3 separate regions of the Homo sapiens genome follow, and regions 2 and 3 are each linked to region 1. Evidence: chromatin contacts called from ENCODE Hi-C or POLR2A ChIA-PET data. All regions are on one chromosome and are shown on one strand. Each heading gives the region's core, a stretch centred on a gene start or an enhancer-like site at or near the end of the contact. The rest is flanking DNA. Distances are from core to core; before and after follow the strand shown.

Evidence for each region. A loop is a pair of places that touch in the nucleus more often than their neighbours do. ChIA-PET counts read pairs that join two places held with the same protein, here RNA polymerase II (POLR2A). Pooled maps may share reads with other maps.
Region 2: a loop to region 1 is called in a pooled map, with 3 times the contacts of the local background. The contact joins two enhancer-like sites. A Hi-C loop is called at or near these places in 1 of 50 pooled maps. POLR2A ChIA-PET finds 5 or more read pairs at or near these places in 2 of 52 experiments (CD4-positive, alpha-beta T cell and T-cell).
Region 3: a pooled map shows a loop between it and region 1 (6-fold over the local background). The contact joins the promoter of ITPR3 here to the enhancer-like site in region 1. A Hi-C loop is called at or near these places in 6 of 50 pooled maps. POLR2A ChIA-PET finds 5 or more read pairs at or near these places in 3 of 52 experiments (B cell, CD4-positive, alpha-beta memory T cell and activated T-cell).

Annotation. Positions count from the first base shown.
Region 1 is chr6:33,343,643-33,347,776 of GRCh38, reverse strand. No RefSeq gene overlaps it. Among named protein-coding and RNA genes, the nearest start is that of SMIM40, 16 kb to the right of the region's middle. RefSeq lists a silencer at 498-698. Within about 2 kb of position 2,381, at least 12 of the 41 ENCODE cell types and tissues checked have a DNase peak (open chromatin) inside an H3K27ac peak, as active enhancers do; they include B cell and CD4-positive, alpha-beta T cell, where a contact is called at or near this core.
Region 2 is chr6:32,942,160-32,946,293 of GRCh38, reverse strand. No RefSeq gene overlaps it. Among named protein-coding and RNA genes, the nearest start is that of HLA-DMB, 3.2 kb to the right of the region's middle. Within about 2 kb of position 1,798, at least 16 of the 41 ENCODE cell types and tissues checked have a DNase peak (open chromatin) inside an H3K27ac peak, as active enhancers do; they include CD4-positive, alpha-beta T cell, where a contact is called at or near this core.
Region 3 is chr6:33,619,028-33,623,161 of GRCh38, reverse strand. ITPR3 (inositol 1,4,5-trisphosphate receptor type 3) reads right to left here and starts at 1,840. Exons shown (of 58, transcript NM_002224.4): 1 at 1,471-1,840. The coding sequence starts at 1,559. RefSeq lists enhancers at 1-366, 367-916 and silencers at 1,438-1,623, 1,503-1,652, 1,663-1,832, 1,883-2,002, 2,033-2,342.

The DNA of each region.
Region 1 (4,134 bases), core at 1,132-3,631:
GCTCGAGTTAAGGCAATGAGTTCAGCTTGCTGAGAGGTAGTGGAGAGGGGCAGAGCAGTAGCCTCAATGATAGATGTGGAAGATACTATAGCATAGCCTGCCTTTGCTGGTGTGTGGCAATTAGGCCTGGTAGAACTACCATCAATAAACCAAGTGTGATCAGGGTGAGGAACAGGAAAGAAGGAAATACGGGGAAATGGGGTGAATGTCAGGTGGATCAGAGAGATACAGTCATGGGGGTCAGGTGTGGTATCAGGAATAATGTGGGAGGCTGGATTGAAGTCCTGGCCAGGAACAATGGTAACTGTGGGAGACTCAACAAAGAATGAGTACAGCTGAAGGAGCCGGGGAGCAGAAAGTATACGTGTTAGATGTGAGGAAGAAAATAGATTTATGAGAACTGTAGAGAGTGAGTTGAGCATAGTTTGTGATTTTGAGGGCCTGTAAAAGTATTAGGGCAGTGGCAGCCACTGCACGGAGACATGATGGCCAGCCTAAAACAGTAAGTCAAGTTGTTTGGACAAAAAGGCTACAGGGTGCGGTCCTGGTCCTTGTGTAAGAATTCTGACTGTACAGCCCTGCACTTCGGCTGTGTGTAATGAAAAGGGTCGGGATGAGTCATGGAGAGCTAGTGTGGGAGCTGTGTTTTAAGGAATGGAAAGGGGAGAGGAGAAAGGATTTAGGATCTATGGGGTCAGCTAGGTTTATCTAGAACAGAATAATGGGTTGTGGAGGGAGGTATTGAGGATAGGAGAGTATATGGGTTTGGCACCACAGGGTGGATAGGCAAAACAATTTGGTCGATATGGCGCAGATCCTGAACTAACCTGTAAGGCTTATCTGGTTTTTGGACAGGTAAAATGGGGGAATTGTAAGGAGAGTTTATAGGCTTTAAAAGGCCATGCTGTAACAGGTGAGTGATAACAGGATTTAATCCTTTTAAAGCATGCTGTGGGATGGGATACTGGCATTGAGCGGGGTAAGGGTGATTAGGTTTTAATGGGATAGTAATGGGCGTGGATAGTTCACCAGGGAGGGAGTAGAGGTGTCCCATACCTGTGGATTAAGGTGAGGAGATAAAAGAGAAGGACGTGAAGGAGGCTTTGAACTGGGGAAAAGGGCAGCAACGAAATGTGGCTGTAGCCTAGGATTAGTCAGGGAAGCAGATAATTTAGTTAAAATGTCTCGACCTAATAAGGGAGCTGGGCAGGTGGGGATAACTAAAAAGGAGTGCATAAAAGAATATTGTCCAAGTTGGCACCAGAGTTGGGGAGTTTTAAGAGGTTTAGAAGCCTGGCCATGAATACCCACAACAGTTATGGAGGCAAAGGAAATAGGCCTTTGAAAAGAAGGTAATGTGGAGTTGGTAGCCTCCATATTGATTAAGAAGGGTGACTTACCCTCCACTGTAAGAGTTACCCAAAGTGTCCGTGATGGCCCGGGAGGCTTCGAAGGTGATCAGACAGCATCAGTCTTCAGCCGCTAAGCTGAGAAGATCTGGGAAGGAGTCAGTCAGAGAGTCTTGGGCCAGAGATCCCAGAGCTCTGGGAGTGACTGCGAGGCGAGTGGGACAGTCTGATTTTCAGTGGGGTCCTGCACAGATGGGACACGGCTTAGGAGGAATCCCGGGCTGTGGGCATTTCTTGGCCCAGTGGCCAGATTTCTGGCACTTGAAGCAAGATCCTGATGAAGAAGGTCCTGTAGGAATGCTTGACCACTGCGGTTTAGGCATGTGCGGCTTAGGCATTTTGAAGTTCTCGTGTGCTGGAGGTGCAGCTGGGTTTTGTCTCACAGCAGAGGCAAGTAATTGTAACTTTTCTCTATTATTGTACACCTTGAAGGCAAGGTTAATTAAGTCCTGTTGTGGGGTGACGTGCACCTGTAATCCCAGCTATTCAGGAGGCTGAGGCAGGAGAATAGCTTGAACCAGGGAGGTGGAGGTTGCAGTGAGCCGGGATCACGCTACTGCACTCCAGCCTGGGCGACAGAGTGAGACTCCATCTCAAAAAAAAAAAAAAATTATTCTTTGTTCATTTCCTGACCCATGATAACCGAACCCCTGGTATTTTTCGCGTGGGTCCTGTCCACCTGATGGTAGTCAGGACTGTCCCTTACCGGGATTTTCTTAAAATTGATGAGCTCTCCTCCTTTCACGCATAACTTCAAGGCGATCACGTCGGGTGCACCACTTGCAGAGTTTATAGCTTGCAGTGAACGCCAAGAATGAGTTCTTAGACAATTCCAGCTGAGTGGGGCCGGGGGAATGGGGGGGGCATTTCTTCTAAGAGAACCCGCCCCAGCATCCGTCTGCCAAGTATTTATTGAAAGTGCTTGTTAAACCACAAACATCCACTAGATGGCTTTTTGAGGTCGGGTCGTGAGACACCTGCGGCCTCGTAAAAGCACTCAAACCGCATTCTCAGGAGGCTGTTTTCAGCGTTCCTTATCACACCACACACTCCACTCCCTGTCCTGTTTTCAGGGTCAAGGAATTTCATTCTCACGCACAAATAACATACACACAGTGCCTCAGTATTCTTCCATGCCCCGACCTCAGATGCCATGTACATAAGCTTGAATATGTTGCTGTGCACCCCCCACACTCAAGTGTCCCCACCCCTTTAAATATGTTGTGTGGGGCTAGTTCTTCCATTGCCCATGAAAGATAACTCAGGCAGGCCACAGAGCATACCTGCTCAATCCTTGGAACAAAAAAAAAAATCCTCCAAGCATCATTCTGAATTACGTTTTTTCTCTCGGCCAGCTCCGACTGAGTGGTTTGACATGGGAAGCTGCCAGTGTGAAACTGGCAGAGTGGCTGGCTTCCTCAAGAATTTCTTTCTTGCCTTCCTGTGTCTGACTCTCCACCCTCTCCCTCACAGCCAGAAGCAGAGGAGGTGAGGGGGACAAAATGCTTTACCTGACGGCCATACACTGGAAGTGGTTTTGGTTTCCTCTGGCTGTGGTGGATGTTCAAATTGACTTTTGCTCTTGTGCGATGTTTGTGTGTCTTTTATAAACTCCCAGTAGCTGAATATCTCTCACTTATACTCTGTAGCCCAAACTTTGAATTATATTATTTTATTTTTTAACTTTTACTTTAGGTTCAGGGGTACATGTGTAGGTTCCTTATATAGGTAAAGTGTGTGTCATGGGGCTTTGGTGTACAGGTAATTTAATCACCCAAGTAACAAGCATAGTACCTGATAGGTCCCACCTTGAATTTGTCTAGGTGTTAGATTGGCTGCAGTTCTCTACCACTTCCTGTTATCTGAGGCCTTTACAGTGTGCCTTGGTGGCTAGTCACTCTCACCAAAAGGTAGAGTTTAGGAGGGCATGGTGGCTCCCACCTGGAATCCCAGCTACTTGGGAGGCTGAGACAAAAGGATCACTTGAACCCAGGAGGTCGAGGCTGCAGTGAACCATCCATGTTCATGCCACTGCACTCTAGCCTGGGCAACAGAGAAAGATCCTGTCTCAAAACAAACAAAAAAACATGGCAAAACCCTGTCTCTACTAAAAATACAGAAATCAGCCGGTGGTGGCATGCACCTGTAATCACAGCTATTGGCTGAGGCATGAGAATGGCTTGAACCTAGGAGGTGGAGGTTGCATTGAGCCGAGATCATGCCACTGCACTCCAGGCTGAGCGATGGAGAGAGACTCTGTCTCAAAAAAAAAAAAAAAAAAAAAGTTTGATAACACACTCAGCTGATGGGGTGGGGAAAGGAAACTGGTACTGTCACACATTGCCGACAGGAAGGAAGGTACACTGGTGCGGCTTCTACAGAAAGCATTTTAAAAATATCTACCCAAATCAAGTATTTACGTATTCTTTGACCTAGCAATTCTACTTCAAAGAACATACATTTACACTAGACATTTTTTTTTTGAGATGGAGTCTTGCTCTAGAGTGCGGTGGCACAATCTCAGCTCACTACAACCTCCGCCTCTGCCTCCCAGGTTCAAGCAGTCTTCCTGCCTCAGTCAGCCTCCTGAGTAGCTGGGATTACAGGTGCGCACCACCACGCACAGCTAATTTTTGTATTTTTTGTAGACAGGGTTTTACCATGTTAGCCCGGCAAGTCTTAAACTCCTGACCTCAAGTGATCCACCTGCCTTGGCCTCCCAAAG
Region 2 (4,134 bases), core at 549-3,048, 400 kb after region 1:
TTGGACTTTATTTCCATGTACATTCTATAATCAGTTTGTTAAATTCTCCTGAAATCCTACTGTTACTTTAATTGGGGTAGCATTTAGGTTAGAGATGTGGGGAGAGGTTGTCATTATGTTAGCATGGCCTATCCATGAATATGGTATATCTCTACACCTCTCAGGTCTTTGTGCACTTCAATAAAGTTTTCTTTTTTCTTAAAATTCTTATATTTGATATGTTAATTCATAAATATGCTATGGTTTTTATTGTTATTATAAATAGTAGGCAATTTTCAGTTATTTTCCAATTGATTATTGGCAATACAGGATTTAAAGTAATAAATCCTGAGTTCAAGTAATGGTTTTATTACTTAGTATCTGGGTAAATCTGGGCAACCACTTAACCTCCCTCTGCCTCCATTTTCTCGTGGGTAAGATGAAGATAGCATTCTTCAATAGTTGTGGTGGCAAAAAATAAAATTAAAAAAGGAAAAATAGTTGTGGCAAATCAGATAGACTATCCCTAGTAGTTCAAATAATTTGACTGTAGGTTGGAAGGATGGTGAACTGACTACAGAAACTATAATCCAAAGGTCAGGGTCTAGAGCAGTGAATCCTGACAGGGTAGGAGGGTGTGTGTGTGGGCGGAGGTGAGGTAAGGGGTAGATGGCAGGGGTGGGGTGGGGATTGGACAGATTGGGCAAGTAATATAATCTTGGCAGGATGTAGGTGTGTGTAGTTTTGAAAAGACACTGAAGTCACGAATGTGGTCTTATGCTATGAGGCGTGATTAACTGGTTGAGCAATTTTGTGTTTATAAAATGGAGACTTCAGTTAAAACCGTCTGCCCCAAGAACCTGCGAACTGACATGGAGCAACTTTAGGAAGTGCCTAGAAGAGATTTATTATTATGGCCATACTCTCAGAAAAAAACAAGAAATCACATTTGTGACTTCCTCCAACGTGCAGTGCCAGTGACGTTATTGTAGCTTGTCTTTGTTTTAGCTAACCCAGGCTCTCGTAGGACACCTCCTCCCTGATGGCACCTCACAGCATTGTCAAGCTTGTGGAGCTATACACCAGACCTACAATGCCAACTGCCTTCCTCCTCTCCAACACAAATCCAGCCCAGTATTCAAGGCTCATTCCAGGCCCTCTCGACTGAGAGTACTCCCTGTCTACCATGTCCATGGTGATTTCTCTCTTCTCTTTTAAGACCACTGGCCTTATTGCTTACTTACTTTAATATAAACTATTTAAAGTGTTTGTTCTCACTCCCCAATTGACGTACAAGCAAAGCGATATGGGGGCAGAATCCATATCTTCTCACTCTGTATTTTCCCAGTAATGCTTTGCACACAAACCCTGGGACTAGTTTACTGCAGGCATGTGGTGGTCAGGCTAAGGGCAGAGGCAATGGGAAAGGAGAGGACTCACTCTTTGGGTGGTTGTGTAGAGGCAATAAAAGAAAGGCAACATGTGGGAACCTGGTTGGGGCTCCATACCTCTTCGGTCCCGGTGCTATATCAATAATTAACAAATAAGTAACAATGGACAGAGCAACTGAAATGTTATTTTGAATTGGCTAGAGGTGGAAAGACAGAGCTATATCTGTAAAAATGGAAGGGTTGGGAGGAGGAGAGGAAGGAAAACACTGCTGAGCACAGGTGTCTGGGTTTTCTGTCCTTCTTTATTCTAAAAAGCTCCCTCAGTGTTTGAATTAATAGAGAAGTGAAATCCTCTCCTACCATTTCCTGTTGTGGCCTCACAGAAGGTTTCACATCTCCTTTGACTGCCGGAGCAGAGATCTAGACATAAGAGGGAACTACATTCAGCCCCACTGTTACTGGCTAGGGCCATGTTCAGTGCTGGCACAGGACCACACAGCCAGTGCTCCCTTGCCAGGGCTAGGCTTTGTAGACATTGAAAAGGATCCCAGGACTTGGTTCCTATAAGGTTAGGCTAACAGCTTACCTGGGCAGGATGGGGAGGAATGTGAGGGGGAAATGTATTGGGGGGGTGTGGGGGAAAATTCAGTTTTGAAACTTGTCAAAAGAGAAAGTGGAAGGGACGGTGGTTCTCAGAGCAGAAGGAACTCTGAGGACAGGAAAGATAAGACTTGGGTGAATTGGGTTATGGATTGTGACTCTTCTCTTTCTCTCTTTCTCAGCGGAGGCCTCACTAACTCCCTTTATTTGAGCCATCCCAGTTCCAAGATGTAGTGAGTGTGTGGGCATGCTCAAGAGAGTGTGTATGTGTGTGTGTGTGTACACATGTGCATGTGTAACAGCTGTATAAGAAGAGGAGTTACAGCCTTTAGACCTTGGGTGTGAATCTTTGGACCTGTTTTCCAACCTGGGAAATGAGGACAATTAACAAGTTTTTTTTTTTTTTTTTTTTTTTTGAGACAGTCTCATTCTGTCACCCAGGCTGGAGTGCAGTGGCACGATCTCGGCTCACTGCAACCTCCACCTCCCAGGTTCAATCGATTCTCCTGCCTCAGCCTCCAGAGTAGCTGGGATTACAGGCACGCGCCACCACACCCAGCTAATTTTTGTATTTTTTGTAGAGACGGGGTTTCACCATGTTTGCCAGGCTGGTCTCAAACTCCTGACCTCAGGTGATATGCCTTCCTCAGCCTCCCAAAGTGCTGGGATTACAAGCGTGAGCCACCATGCCCGGCCAACAAGTCTTTTAAGATGAGATGAGATATTATAGAAAGGACCTACCTAGCACTGTATCTGTAGAAGCTCTACAGATTATGCACTCCCCACCCCATATTCTGCCCATTCCAACACACTTGACAGTTCGTTAGCAGAGTTAGAGTATATAAGCAAGGTGAGTGGGGGCAGTGGCTGGGAGCTATGGCAGAGCTTCAGTTAATCTCAATTAGTTACACAACGAATCTTTCGTTTTTGGTAATAATCTTTGTATGCATTTTTTATCCCCATTTTCTTCATAGGTGTTAGATTTTCCTGAGATCAGGGACTTTGAGGGAGGGCAGGTAAGTGTGGTGTCAAGGGGCCCCTTCCACAATCCTCTTTTGTTTAGCTCACTATTTAATAAAATCCAAGAGTTCTCAGAAACTAAGATGTGAAGAGGCAGCCCTGAAACCTACTGGGGAGCAGAAGGAAGCCAATTTAGAGTTTCAAGTTAGTGATGGAAAATCCATCAACTGTATAGTTCACAATGGGATAGAAGAATGAATTGCCGTTTAAAATCTGCTTTTTCAGGCCAGGCACGATGGCTCATGCCTGTAATCCTAGCACTTTAGGAGGCTGAGGTGGGTGGATCACTTGAGGTCAGGAGTTCAAGAACAGCCTGGCCAACATGATGAAACCCTGTCTCTACCAAAAAAAAAAAAAAGACAAAAACTAACCAGGAGTGGTGGCACATGACTGTAACCCCAGCTACTCAAGTGGCTGAGGCATGAGAGTCATTTGAACCCAGGAGGCGAAGATTGCAGTGAGCCGAGATTATCCCACTGTACTCCAGCCTAGGCGACAGAGTGAGACTTTCAAAAAAAAAACCTGTGAAAAAAATAAATACGCAAATACATAAAATCTGCCTTTTCAAGACACACACGTGACCAAGAAGCATATGAAAAAATGTTCAACATTACTAATGATTAGAAAAATGCAAATCAAAATCATAATGAGATACCGTCTCACACCAGTCAGAATGGCTATTATTAAAAAGTCAAAAAATAACAAATGTTGGAGAGGTTGCAGAGAAAACGGAAGGCTTATACACTGCTGGTGGGAACATAAATTAGTTCAGCCATTGAGGAAAGCAGTTTGGCAATTTCTCAAGAACCTTAAAACAGAGCTACCATTCGTCCCAGGAATCCCATTATTAGGCATATACCCAAAGGAGTATACATTGTTCTACCATAAGGACACATGCACATGAATGCTCACTGCAGCAGTATTCATAATAGCAAAGACATGGAATCAGCCTAAATGCCCACCAACAGTAGACTGTATAAAGAAAATGTGGTACATATACACCATGGAATACTCCACAGACAAAAAAGGACGAGATCACGTCTTTTGCAGCATCATGGATGGAGCTGGGGGCTGTTATCCTAGGCAAACTAACACAGGAGCAGAAAATGAAATACTGCATGTTCTCACTTTTATAAGTGGGAGC
Region 3 (4,134 bases), core at 591-3,090, 280 kb before region 1:
TCCCTCAGCTTTATCAGAGGTGTTTACTCTGTACCTACTGTGGGCAGCCCTGGCCTCAGGGCAGCCAGGGCCTAGTCACTGCTCTCTGGAGGAGGCCTGCACAAATGCTGGCCCAGATGTGGCTCCACCCCCATCCTCTAGGGAGCTGGGAAGAAGTTAGATCTAGTGGAAGTGGGGACAAATAGGCAGGGATTCCACGTGTGAAGGGGAGGGCACCAGGAGGGACCTGGATGGTTCTGCGAGAAGGCGAGCAGGGCAGGCTGGAATGCCAGGTGAGAACTCCCTGCTTGGCAGAGCCAGCCCTCCAATCCCACAATCCATTCCCTTTACACCAAGATGAAAGCTAAACTCCCAGCAACCCTGGGAGAGACCAGTGACCCCTCACCTCCCAGGCTTGGGGTGAGCCGGGCCCTGTCCAGCATCAGTCCTGAGCTGAGGGTGCCAGGTTGTCCTCCAAGGCCATCAGAAAGAAGGCACCACGCGGCTGGCTGGTCCCACTCAGTGGATCAGCAGAGGAGGGTGGGTGTACCCTAGAGGACAGCCATGTGTGGTTGGGAGGATGAGACAATTTAACCCAGGCCCCCAGACTGTAAACGGGACAAAGATAGCCGACCCTGCCCTGGGGTCTGGCTGGAGAAACCACCTACGCTCCCATCCAGCGAATCACATCCAGCTGCTCCTCTGAAGATAAACCCATCCTCTCTACCTAATTTCTCTCCTGCCCTCTCCCTGCTACAGGCCTGGCCCTCTCCAGGGACGTGAACTGATTCCCTGTTCATCCAGCCCAGACCCTGGGAGGTGGCGGCCAGAATTAATTAATGTTTGTGAAGTGCTGGAGAGAAGCTAGAACCAAGGACCCAAGGGCGCCAGATGACCGGCGCAGGAAATTGAATGGGAGAGGCGGGGAGAAGGGGCAGCTGGCCAGGACCTTGAAGCCTGGAAGGGGAGGGCTGAGAAGACACTCCTACTGAAGCTGGGAAGAACAGGGAGAGAGCTGTGAGGAGAAGGTGCGACCCCTCAAAGGCACCACGGGATCGGTAATAGAGGATTACGGGCTCCAAGCTGAGCCTGCCCACTCCCGACAGCTCCGCCCTACCCTCAGAGCCGGGCACGTCTCGGCCCGGCTGCCCTTCCCCAACTCAGCCTCCAGCCACCCACCTGCCCGCCCCCGGGACCACCTGCAAAGGAAGCCTCCGTCCCTCCGCCCCCTCCAAAGGCGTGCGCGGGAGGGTAGAGGCTGCGCCGCCGAGGGAGGCTCCTCCTGCCAACTCCAGTAGGGAGCCCGAGTCCTACCTGAGCAAACACTTCACTTCCTTTCTGTAAAAGAAGGAGGCGAGCCGTTCCCGCTCCTTGAGACTAGGGGGACGTCCAGGCCTCTATCGGGGGGCGGCGGCTGGACGCACGCAGCTGGCACCAGGGCCCACGGCGCCCCCTCTTTACCCGCGCCCCTCTCGAGCTCGGCTCACTCACCCCAAAGTGCTGATGAAGCCATTGACGGAGCCCTCGGCGTACAGGGAGACGATGTCCCCGATGTGAAGAAAGCTGGACATTTCACTCATGGCTGCGGCCCTCCGGGGCCCAGGGCGTGGGGGGCGCCTAGGGGCGCGTGGCCAAGCTCAGTGCGGAGGACTGAGGCGTCCGGGGAGCGGGGAGGGGTACGCTCCCACCTCGGATCCCGACGCTCGGTGCGGCCGGGGCGGGCTGGCGGCCACGGGAGCCAGGAGGCGGCTCGGCGGGGCCCGGGGTCCGGGTGAGGAGGTGCCCACGTCTTGGCGCGCCCGCCGCCCGCCCGCCCCGCCCGGCCCGCGCGTACCTGCAGCGTAGAAGGAGCAGGAAGTCTGGGGCCACCACACACATGCAAATCCCGCCCGGGAGGCGGGGAGGCCACACCCCGCCCCCCCTCCCCCCGCAGCTCGCCCGCCGGCACCCATGTGCACCCGCCTGCCTTCCCGCGCCCCGCGCTCCTCGCGCGTCCGGGGCCCGGCCTCCCGGACGCCGAATGCGCCGCCAGCCCTCCTGATCTCCAGAGGCGTCCTGCAAGGCACCGGGTCTAGGGGGCTCTCGGAGCTGCCATCCCTGGGAGGCCCAGGCGTAGTGGGGAGCTCTCCGCCCTCGGGGTTCCCGGACTATCTGCACCCGGGCCCTCGGCTGGCTAAGAGCCAGTGCAGGCGCCCGCGGAAGGGGGAGTCCAGCTCTCCGGCGGGCGTCACCCCGGAGCCGCTCGCGGAGGGCGCGCCCTGGAGCGCCCTGGCCGCGGCCGCCCTGCGGCCACCGCGCGGTCTCCGCGCCCAGCTGAGAGCAGGCTGGCGCCCAGAGGCGCGCTCATCCCTTTGCAGAGCAAATTCGGGATTCATTTTTCTCAACGTGAAAAGCCTTTTCATTGCACAATAGAAAGTGCTCAGGCTTGGAGGGGAAATGAAGCAATGGGGTGGGTTTTGTTTTTTTTCTCTCCGCATTCCTGTGTACAAAGAGATCCAACTTCCGAATCAGTTCAGCCGCTCCCTCTCCAGGAGTTGGCTCCAAAACTCTTGGCTCCTTCCGTCTTTCCTTTCAAAAAAAAAAAAAAAGCAGGGATGAAAATTACCTTCGCTAGTTGACAGAGCACCCAAGCGCTAACGATGCCAAGTCTGGGTGCCGGCCCCCTGGGAGTGACCCGCTGCGGCAGCGCCGCCAGGCTCTGGCTCCCGAAGTCCTGCCCTCAAATTCGCGTCCCGGGCTCGCTTACTTTCTGTTCTGTTCCCCGGTGCTTGGGTGTTTGCTTCCTAGTCCTTTATTTGAACGCCTAAGATAGGGTGCCCATTGCCACCGCCATCCGATCACTTTTGCTCCCTTCGGACCCCCCAACCCCACTTCCTGAGTTGTGGGGGGGCGTTTGTCCCTGGGAGAGAGGGAGGAGGGGACTCGGTGACTGAAGCAGGAAGAAGAGAGGCTAGGGGAGGGGTGGAGACAGCTAAAAGCAAAGAGACAGCTGCTGACCCTGGGAGGAGAAGAGCCCCAGGCAGTGGTTTTTTTGTTGTTGTTGTTGTTTTGTTTGTTTGTTTGTTTGTTTGTTTTACGAAGACCCCCAGGAACGATGTGGGAGGGAAGGACACCTCCAGGATCGCTAAGTACCGTGTTTTACAGTTTTGTTTTGTTTTTTCACCATGGCAAACAGTAACAAGTTTTACAGCAGACCAGTCCACACCTTCGTCTATATATAAGCAAAACAATAGATCACCAAACAATACTTACTTTTATGACCTTTGATGCATGCTGATATTTTCTATTCTATTTCAGTTGTGTTCTTGTTGTTGCTTTAATGCTGATTGTAACCCACTGAACTGGTTTTTTTTAATGTCCCAAATGGGTTGCAAACTGCAGTTTAAAAAACCTCATCCAGTCCACTGTGCCAAAAAGAGATGACCAAAGCCCAGAGAAGGAACACCACCCATCAAGGGCACACGGCAGGTTCCTGGCAACTGGAGGCAGAAGCCAACCAAGCCTCTGATTTTTAGCCGGGTATTCTCCTATTACCCCACACCAACTGAGCCACAGCGATGGGTCACTGGAACCTCACTGAGAAGGGGCAGCCCCTGGGACAGTTTCACTTGCTCCCAGGAGTCAGGCCTCCTGTATCATCCCCAAAAGTTAGAAGGGAAAAATATGCCTTCATTCCATAAGCATTTATTGAAGGCCTGTGATGTCAGGCCTCTGCTGGGCACCAGGCTCTGATCAAGCTGTCAGCCTGGGCCCAATTGCCTTTTTCCCTTCCCCAGACCGTGAGGATGAAGAGGGACAAGTTGAAAACTTGCCTCCAGTGGCCACACTCAGAACTTGTGCCACAGCCACACCCAGGAATCCACCTCCTTCCTCCCCTGACATCCATATAGATGGTTCCATAACTCAGCCGAGGTGTAGCAGCCAGGAATGGAGGTCACTCCACTTTGGGTCTCTCTGGACTAAAGCACATGGCCTTGTTTCTCCCCACCCCTCCCCATCCTAGGAATACTTAGAGCCTCTGTCTCTCCACCAACCAGGAGGTCTCAGAGGTGAGGGCTCTGGGCCCCTGTCACCTGCTTCTTCCAAATCAGCTCCACTGTAAGCTATTTTATATACCTGCGTTCTGAGTTAGAATTTGTTTCAAGAAAGTTTCTG